3 separate regions of the Homo sapiens genome follow, and regions 1 and 2 are each linked to region 3. A link is a contact called in ENCODE Hi-C or POLR2A ChIA-PET data. All regions are on one chromosome and are shown on one strand. Each heading gives the region's core, a stretch centred on a gene start or an enhancer-like site at or near the end of the contact. The rest is flanking DNA. Distances are from core to core; before and after follow the strand shown. Region 1 has its middle 66 kb from the start of ZNF217. Region 2 has its middle 140 kb from the start of ZNF217. Region 3 holds the start of BCAS1-AS1 (BCAS1 antisense RNA 1).

Region 1 (2,976 bases), core at 443-2,942, 260 kb before region 3:
TCTCCATTGGGATCCCCATTCTGCCCCTCAAAGCTGTGTGATCTTGGGTACCTCTTCACACTTCAGTTTTGCCATCTGTAAAATGGGTATAGCAATGGTATCAAACCTTAAGCGGCATTACGGAGGCCAAATATGCTAATGTGTATGTTTGGTGTAGAGTAAGCCCCAAATAAAGACTAGCCATTGTTTTCGTGGCCATTTTTTGTCTGTTGAGAAACTGTTAATGCAGCAACTTTCTCCGGGTTAGAGTTGGATTAACTAACAAGCTTCTGAGGAAAATATTAAAATTTCCCGTGATTTTCCACAGTGGCTATTTAATATATATTACATCAAGCAAGCAGGTAAAGAAAAGCAATACTTTCAGGTGTAAATACAGCACCTGGATTGGGTTGATTTTGGTAATTCGGTTTTTTTCCTTAGACAAAGCTAGGTTTTCAAGCCAAACAGTACACAGCTGTAGAAAACAGTCACTTAAAATTTCAAAAGGTTGCTCTGTATGTGTAATTACTATTATTATTATTATTTCAGACAGAGTCTTGCTCTGTCGCCCAGACTGGAGTGCAGTGGTGTGATCTCGACTCACTGCAACGCTCAAGGGATTCCCATGCCTCAGCCTCCTGAGTAGCTCGGTGTAAAATTACAGGCATGTGCCACCACGCCCGGCTAATTTTTGTATTTTTAATAGAGATGGGGTTTCGCCATGTTGGCTAGGCTGTTCTGGAACTCCTAACCTCAAGTGATCCGCCCACTTCGGCCTCCCAAGGTCCTGAGATGACAGGTGTGAGCCACCTTGCCCGGCCCCGTATGTGTAATTATGTATCTACTTTTATTCTTGATGTTGTTTATAAGTACATTCCCTCTTGTTTTTCTTACTCATTCTTACCAATGGACTTAAACTTAATTTTATTGGACTTTACAAAGAATGAGTGATTTTTTTTTTTTTTTTTGAGACGGAGACCCCGTCGCCCAGACTGGGGTACAGTGGCGCAATCTCGGCTCACTGCAAGCTCCGCCTCCCGGGTTCACGCCATTCTCCTGCCTCAGCTTGCCGAGTAGCTGGGACTACAGGCGCCCCGCCCGGCTAATTTTTTGTATTTTTAGTTTAGACGGGGTTTGTTTCACCCTGTTAGCCAGGATGGTCTCCATCTCCTGACCTCATAATCGGCCCGCCTTGGCCTCCCAAAGTGCTGGGATTACAGGCGTGAGCCACCGCGCCCAGCCGAATCAGTGATTTTACTGATCAAAAAGTATTGGTTGTTTTTTATTTATGTGACAACTTCCGCTCTTAAGTTTATGAATTCCTTTGTATATTAGATTATGGAAGTGTCTTTAAGAAATAAATACAATTTTAAAATATCTATCTACAGGTAATATCCACATCTCTATGTCTATCGATAGAGAATAACATTTAGGGAAACGGAGAGGGGAGAGGGAGCTAGAATGGAAAGGGCACCTCACAGATGATTTCTCCCCTAACAAATTTTTGTTTTGTTTTGTTTTGCTTTGAGATTTTACTTTTTTGCAAGAAGAATCTATTTAGGTATTAGTTGAATTTTTCATCGGTCAGGTCCAAAGAACAAGGGGGGGTGGGGAGGGGACGGCGGGAGAGTGTGGCAGGGTGTGGGCGGGGCAGGAAGAAATGGGGGCCCACCCTGAAGGCTTTCTTAGGTCCTTTTCTCAGCCATTTTCCTCCTTCCCCAACCGGAGAATTGCCCCGCGTGTGCAAGGAGCGGCGTGCCTCCACGCAGCAGCAACAACAACAGCCGCGCGAGTGGCCGCAGCGTCCACGCCGCCCGCGAGTGGCCGCAGCGTCCACGCCGCCAGCGCAAAGTCGGTGCGCACAGCCTGGCGCGAGTTCGAAGCTGGAGAGGGCTGTAAAATAGATTGGGGGGCGGGGGAGACCACGTGATTTTCTGGAACGCTGGCTCGCCTCTTTATTTTGATTCTCGAGTAAACTTACAATCCCCAAAATGCGTTGAGGGCATCGGAAAGAGTAAAGTCACGTTCCGCTGGAAAGGATCACTTCTTAAGTTCACATGAACCTATTCTTTGATCCTCCTTCATTGCTGCTTAAGATTTACTTCTCTTTCAAATCAAATAATGTGTTTCTTTCTCATTCTGAGAAAAGCTTTCAAGATGTGATTTCCCTTTTGAAACACTTTGAAGTCTTTCCCCAGCACATCCTTTCTTAAAGGGATTTGGTAAGAGGAGATAGGCCTGGAGGCCAGGGCATTTTAAAGTCACTTTCCAAATACCCTGTGTTCCCTTAAAGAGTCTTGAATTGAAACATCCCAGCTGCTGGAAGACGTTTCCAAATGTGACTCTGTGGCTGCAACACCCTAATGTCTTCTCTCCTAGGACCCTGGTGGGTCATAAAGACAGACAGAGCAGAAAGGAAGCCTTTAGTTTTTTAAGTAAAGCCACTTCCATGGGCTTCCTAAAACAACAAGGATTCTCACATTTAGTTAGTCCTCTCTGTTAGGACATCAAGGGAGAAACAGCTGAAATCCAGGGCTGAACATTTCCTGGCGCGGCTAGATTTGAAGCTTCCAGTATGTGGAGTATCACCTTCATTCCCTCTGGGGGCGTCTATATGGTTTGTGCCAGGTGGGAGCACCTGCCCCGTGGTGGCCAAAAATACTGACAGCAATTCAAGCTTCTCACTTCCGAATGAGATGTTTGTACACGAAGTGACCTTTAATTGTGTCTTAGAAACTCATGTCAGATCAACATGTGGTTTCACTTATTCAGGAGAGGTTATTACATTTCAAGCTGTTTTGTGTTAGTTTTTAGCATTTAAATGAAGTATTTTCTCTTTCATATATTTGATGTGGCTCAAAGAAGCTTGCTTCTTTTTCTTTTTTTTCCTTCATAGATTTTATTGTTTGATTAGATCTTTTTGTCAAGTCAGATCAAAGATGGCTTTTCCTTTCTTTAGGAGAGAGATCTTTTATGAAAACAAATCAATAGAACAGA
Region 2 (3,325 bases), core at 806-3,305, 190 kb before region 3:
AATCCCAACACTTTGGGAGGCTGAAGCAGGTGGATCAGTTGAGGTCAGGAGTTGGAGACCAGCCTGGCCAACATGATGAATCCTTGTCTCTACTAAAAACACAAAAATTAGCCAGGCGTGGTGGTGGGTGCCTGTAATCCCAGCTACTTGGGATGCTGAGGCACGAGAATTGCTTGACCCTGGGAGGCGGAGGTTGCAGTGAGTTGAGATTGCGCCATTGCACTCCAGCCTGGGGGACAGAGACTCTGTCTCACAAAACAAAACAAAACAAAACAAAACAAAACAAAACAAAACAAAACAAGTGCAGTTTTGTTGCATGGATATATTGCATAATGGTGAAGTCTGGACTTGTGGTGTAGCCATAACCTGAATAATGTACATTAAACTTATTAATTTTTTTAATAATTTTTTTTAGAGACAGGGTCTTGCCATGTTGCCCAGGCTGGTCTCCAACTCCTAGGATCAAGTGATCCTCCCACCTCAGCCTCCCAAGGTGCTGGAATTACAGGCGCGAGCACCATGCCTGAACACATTAAACTCATTAAATAATTTATCATCTCTCATCGCCCCCACTCCCCTCACCCATCTGAGCCCCCAGTCTATTATGCCACACTCTGTGTCCATATTTATTTATTTATTTAGAGGCAGAATCTAGTTATGTTGCCCAGGCTGGACTCAGACTCTTGGACTCAAGCCATCCTCCTGCCTCAGCCTCCTGAGTAGCTGGGACTACAGACGTGAGCCACCTCACGCAGCATAAGAAAACCCCAATTTTGTTTCAAGTGAGAAAATATTCAGACCCAAAGAATTAGGATTGGTCTAAGTATGAGGTGACAAGCATGGAGAAGAAAAGTCAACCTGTGAACAAGGGTAGAGCAGAGAAGGAGATCAGGTCTATACCACATGGTTCCTTCAGTCTTCTTGCCGTGTGAGGTAATGAAAGGTGTTTCTTGCTTAAGCTATTGTTAGTCGGATAAGCAGTGAATTCCTGCTGCAAGGATTCCTAACTGCAACATATGCAATGGAGTTATATTAGATAAGGAGAAAAAAAATAATAGGAGAAGACAGAGGGCAGATAGAAGAAAGTAATTAAAACCAGCAGTCAGGCATTTTGGAATTCAGACCTCATTATTTTCATTTTCCAGATGAGAAAACTAAGGTTCCAGAGAAATGAACATAACTTGTTCAACATCTTAAAACTAGTCACCAGCAGACCTGGAATTCAAACCCAGATCTATTGGATACCAAAGACTGGTTTGAACAACTATATGTAATGCTTTGTATTGGGGTGTGTGTGTGTGTGTGTGTGTATGTGTGTGTAAGGGAGAGAGTGAGAGCTAGAGAGAGAGAGAGAGGGAGAACTAATGGTCACTGTTTGCTATGTGTCTGGTTATGTGCTTTACACTTTTGGCATATTGCTTTTCATTCTTAAATACAGCTTCAAATTTAGTTGTCATCTTCCTCATAATTTTATAAGAAAACGGAAATTCAAAAAGTTGAGTGACTTTAATAATTGAATATTGCCCAAAAGAAAAAAGGAAATTCTCTATGCCACCTGAGGTAGATCTAAAGAATTTTTCCCATCTCTATGTGCAGTGTATCTTTGTAGACCCTCCCATGAAGAAGTGGGGTCACTTTTTTTTTTTTTTTGAGACAGTGTCTCGCTCTGTCACCCAGGTTGGAGTGCAGTGGCACGATCTCGGCTCACTGCAAGCTCTGCCTCCCAGGTTCATGCCATTCTCCTGCCTCAGCCTCCTGAGTAGCTGGGACTACAGGCACCCACCACCACGCCCAGCTAATTTTTTGTATTTTTAGTAGAGACGGGGTTTCTCCATGTTGGCCAGGCTGGTCTTGAACTCCCGACCTCAGGTGATCTGCCCGCCTCAGCCTCCCAAAGTGCTGGGATTACAGCCATGAGCCACTGCGCCCAGCCAGAGTCACTTTTTTACCCTTTGAATCTGGGCTGAGCCATGTGATTTGTTTTGGCCAATATGTCATTAGCAAATGTTGGGGGAAACAGAGGCTTCCAAAGTACTTGTAAGCAGTACTTTGCTCTTTGGGAATTTTTACTGTCAAAGTAAGCTCTGCCGGGCGTGGTGGCTCACGCCTGTAATCCCAGCACTTTGGGAGGCCGAGGTGGGTGGATCACTCGAGGTCAGGAGTTCAAGACCGGCCTGGCCAACATGGTGAAACCCCATCTCTACCAAAAATACAAAAATTAGCTGGGCATGGTGGCAGGTGCCTGTAATCCCAACTACTTGGGAGAATGAGGCAGGAGAATCCCTTGAGCCCAGGAAGCGGAGGTTGCAGTGAGCTGAGATTGCATCACTGCACTCCAGCATAAGTGACAAAGTGAGACCCTGTCTCAAAAAAAAAGTACTTGTACCTTGGGGTTTGCCTTCTTACTTCTCCTGGGAACCCTATAACTTCATGTGAAGGAGCTAGCCTGTTGGATGATGACGTCCAGACATGTGACCCAGTTGCTCTTGTTACCCAGGTGATGGCCCCCAACCTCCACACATAGACAGGAAGCCGTCTTAGGATCATCTAGCCACCAGCTGACCACAGACACCTGGGAATACCCAGCAGTGATCATATGAGCTGGCCCAGAAAGGAAGAACCTCTCAGCCCACCTATAAAGTCACGAGCTAAACAAATGGTTGTTTTTAGCCACTAAATGTTGGAGTGGTTTGTTATGTGGCATAACTAATGGATACACTGACTTTCACTATATCAGACAAATATTGCAAATAATTGAGTGAAATGGATAGATATTGAGAATGTTTAATGTAAAGGTTTAAGTTAAATCTATCTTTTATGCAAAATACATGCCCATGTTCTGTTCCCTTTTTCTTTTTCTTTTTTTTTTTTTTGAGATAGAGTCTCGGTCTGCCAGGCTGGAGTGCGGTGGTGCGATCTCGGCTCACTGCAACCTCTGCCTCCCGGGCTCAAGCGATTTTCCTGCCTCAGCCTCCCAAGTAGCTGGGACTACAGGCACATGCCACCATGCCCGGCTAATTTTTGTATTTTTAGTAGACACAGGGTTTCACCATGTTGGTCAGGCTGGTCTCGAACTCCTGACCTCGTGATCCACCCGCCTCAGCCTCCCAAAGTGCTGGGATTATAGGCGTGAGCCACCACACCCGGCCAAACATAACTCTTCTTATAGTTATAATGATTCCGTGAAATAGGTCCTACTACCTCCCTCTTTTTTGTTGTAGTTGATTTTTAATTTTTAAGAGATGAGGTCTCACCATGTTGCCCAGGCTGGACTTGAACTCCCAGGCTCAAGCAATCCTCCCACCTAAACCTCAGGTGATCTGCC
Region 3 (3,070 bases), core at 358-2,857:
CTATTACCTATCTATCTTTTTAAAAATTTATTTAATAGAGACGGGGTCCCGTTATGTTGCCCAGGCTGGTCTTGAACTCTGGACTCAAGTGATCCTCCTGCCTCGGCCCCCCAAAGTGCTGGGATTACAGGCATGAGCCACCATGCCTGGCTGTACCTATCTATCTTTATCTACTCATCTATATATATTGTATGTATCTATCATCTATCTATCTATCTATCTATCTATCTATCTATCTATCTATCTATCATCTATCAATCATCTATGTGTCTTATCTATCATCTATCTTATCTATGTATCTCTATGACCTGTCTATCTATGTATCTATCTGTTATCTCTCTGGTTATCTGGTCTCCAGTGCCCACCTCCTCCTCCCAGTCTTTTCTCTCACCCTGACTCTGAACTTCTCCAGGCCTGGTGTTATGTTTTCTGTAGCGTGACCTTATAACTAACCATCCCATCGAAGACGCTTGGGGGAGTGAAAGGAGGGGCTATTAATACTTCTGCAAAAACTGGCGCTGCCCTGAGCACACTGGGATGCCTGGTGGTGGTGGTGGTTAGGTGTAGATTTCTCCCCATTCCTTAGTGCCTCACAAGGGTGCTGTAAAACGTTTGTCGAGTGTGTTTTATCAACAGTCTCAGAAGGGGTGGTAAAAAAAAATACTCGTTTGTTTCATACAGAGAGAAATTGCATTACAAAGTGATGACTTACAAAATCACCGAAAGGAAATCAATGGTGAGGTGGAGCCAAACCTCTGCTGTAGAATTTCTGGATTCAGATAACACAGAGCTCTCTCCATCAAGCATTTGTGTGCAGAAGCTAAGCTCCAGGCCCAGGGAGAGAGCTTGAAGCAAAGACATAATAAAACAGTAACAGCTGCTACCGAAGCTGTGTCATGCAACTTTGCTTAGCCCTTTACTGTATGGTCTCATTTATTCCTTAAGGAAGGTGAGATTATAATAGAAAAGGAAAATGAATGTGCCGCAGTCACACAAATCACTCACTACTACACTGCCACCAGAGCCCAACAGAGTAGCCACAATTGTTTTCTTCCTAAAAGGTGCAATGGAGTAATACTGCACAATTTCCATTTAGATGTCCCTTCAACACGTTTCCTGGGAATCTTAGAGCAGTTAACACCCATTTAGAAAGGAGCTTTTTCATTTCGTAAATATGTTCAGTGCACCAAAACAGGCAAACAAGATAACCCGAACTCTTAACTTGCCTCAGCACCTCACCCCTTAAGATACATAGAAACAAATCAGAAATTATGCTCAATAAGGAATTTGCAAGGCTGAGGAGGGGGAGCTGGAGTCAAATCAGCTGGGTCTTCCGCCCCCTTCAGTAGGAGGGGGAAGATTACTGCAGAGAATGTAACAAGGAGAATAAGAGAGAGGGAGGGAGGGGGAAGAGAGAGAGAGAGGGAGGGGGGTGGAGAAAGAGAGAGACAGAGAAGGAAAGGAAGAAAGAAAAAGAGAGAGAATAACTGTTGGTAACGGACAGCCCAAGAAAATTGTAGAAAAGTCCATCTCTGGTACCTACCTGGTGCCACCTTCCCCCCACCCCCGCGTTGTTTATTTATTTATTTATTTTTTCTAGCCACCACCATTTTGTTGCCTGGCAGAGGTGTGAGATGCAAGGCTGTTTACAAAGCCCCCAGCAAGAGCAATCCCATCATCAGGAGGTTTGCTTCCCCCCCGGGCCAGCCCTCTCGCTCTCCATGCCCGTCTTGGCTGCATGCGTTGTACCTAACACATTTAACCCGCGTTTCTTAAGAGTTCTGCAAAATGGTGTCTGCTGGTGTTTGCAAGGGAAGCTCCCGCTGGGCGTCCCGAGCTGGGTGGGAGCTGAGTGTGCGGTTCCCTAACGAGCTGGCGGCCGGCCTGAGCGGCTCTGATCTCCAATTCTGACGGCTTGTCCTTCAGGTGACCTATATTATCTGGCACCTCAGTTGCTGCTCACAAAGAAAAAGTATCACTGGAAGAAAGAAAAAAAAAATCCCAAGTGATTGTGTACATGCTCTTTATTGAGAATATTAAACTCAGACGCCCTCTGCTGGGCAAGACGGGAAGGGGAGGCTGGGAGTAGGGGAGGGTGGCCGGGAGGGCTCAGGAGAAGCCGGGGACGGCCTCCTTCCTGTGAGATCTGTGGGCATGATTCAGGGCAAAGGGCGCCCATCAGAGCTGCTTTAGGCAAAGGGAAATACAAAACAAAAGTGAAACCGCTGACAAGGAAATCATTTAATTGGGGAGAAATGACAACTTCTTCACTTGGATTTTTTTTTTTCCTGTTCCTAAAATTGTTGCTTTTGATAGGTGAGAGGGAATGGGGTGGGGGAGACTGCTGGACACTGCCAACTTATTCATCAAGACAAAGGGTTTGGGTTTCAGGGAAGTCCTAGCAAAGAGTGTGGCTCAGCGGGTAGAAGGGTAGCTGAAATACCAGGACATTTTTGAGAGTGAAACAGAGTGCTATGGATGATGATGCGGACACAGCAGGTATAGTCCAGAGTGTCCCAGGCAAATCTGACTACCTAGTCCAGCACTGCACAGAGAGCTTTCTAGGATGATATGAATGTTTTGCATCTGTCCTGTCCTATCTATCTATCTATTTATTTATTTATTTTTGAGACAGAGCCTTTCTCTGTTGCCCAGGCTGGAGTGCAGTGGCACGATCTCGGCTCACGGCAACCTCCAACTCTTAAGTTCAAGCGATTCTCGTACCCCAACCTCCCGAGTAGCTGGGATTACAGGCACCCGCCACCATGGCTGGCTAATTTTTGTATTTTTAGTAGAGACAGGGTTTCGCCGTGTTGGCCAGGATGGTCTCAAACTCCTGACCTCAGGTGATCCACCTGCCTCAGCCTCCCAAAGTGCCGGGATTACAGGCGCGAGCCACTGCGCCCGGACTGTCCTGTCCTATATGGTAACCACCACCCACATGTGGCTACTGGGCTCTTGAAATGCAGCTACGCAACTGTGAGGGGATGAATTCTTAACTTCATTTAATTTTTGTTATTCTGAATTTACATTTAAATAGTCACGTATGTCTAGTGGCTATCAGACGGTA

Evidence for each region. Hi-C counts contacts between places; a loop is a spot of excess contacts on that map. ChIA-PET counts read pairs that join two places held with the same protein, here RNA polymerase II (POLR2A). Pooled maps may share reads with other maps.
Region 1: a map of CD4-positive, alpha-beta T cell shows a loop between it and region 3 (2.8-fold over the local background). The contact joins the enhancer-like site here to the promoter of BCAS1-AS1 in region 3. A Hi-C loop is called at or near these places in 9 of 168 maps with a recorded cell type or tissue (CD4-positive, alpha-beta T cell, CD8-positive, alpha-beta T cell, Caco-2 and 5 more), 34 of 37 single-sample maps with no recorded cell type and 21 of 50 pooled maps. POLR2A ChIA-PET finds 5 or more read pairs at or near these places in 14 of 52 experiments (A549, A673, BJ and 10 more).
Region 2: a map of B cell shows a loop between it and region 3 (3-fold over the local background). The contact joins the enhancer-like site here to the promoter of BCAS1-AS1 in region 3. A Hi-C loop is called at or near these places in 12 of 168 maps with a recorded cell type or tissue (B cell, Calu3, GM12878 and 9 more), 28 of 37 single-sample maps with no recorded cell type and 17 of 50 pooled maps. POLR2A ChIA-PET finds 5 or more read pairs at or near these places in 20 of 52 experiments (A549, AG04449, AG04450 and 15 more).

The regions. Positions count from the first base shown.
Region 1 is chr20:53,658,504-53,661,479 of GRCh38, forward strand. No RefSeq gene overlaps it. Among named protein-coding and RNA genes, the nearest start is that of ZNF217, 66 kb to the left of the region's middle. RefSeq lists enhancers at 1,709-1,768, 1,779-1,838, 2,759-2,818. Within about 2 kb of position 1,693, at least 19 of the 41 ENCODE cell types and tissues checked have a DNase peak (open chromatin) inside an H3K27ac peak, as active enhancers do; they include CD4-positive, alpha-beta T cell, CD8-positive, alpha-beta T cell, GM12878 and 1 more, where a contact is called at or near this core.
Region 2 is chr20:53,727,234-53,730,558 of GRCh38, forward strand. No RefSeq gene overlaps it. Among named protein-coding and RNA genes, the nearest start is that of ZNF217, 140 kb to the left of the region's middle. RefSeq lists enhancers at 1,319-1,819, 2,220-2,269, 2,550-2,649. Within about 2 kb of position 2,056, at least 4 of the 41 ENCODE cell types and tissues checked have a DNase peak (open chromatin) inside an H3K27ac peak, as active enhancers do; they include B cell, GM12878 and OCI-LY7, where a contact is called at or near this core.
Region 3 is chr20:53,913,882-53,916,951 of GRCh38, forward strand. BCAS1-AS1 (BCAS1 antisense RNA 1) reads left to right here and starts at 1,608. Exons shown (of 5, transcript NR_199019.1): 1 at 1,608-1,685.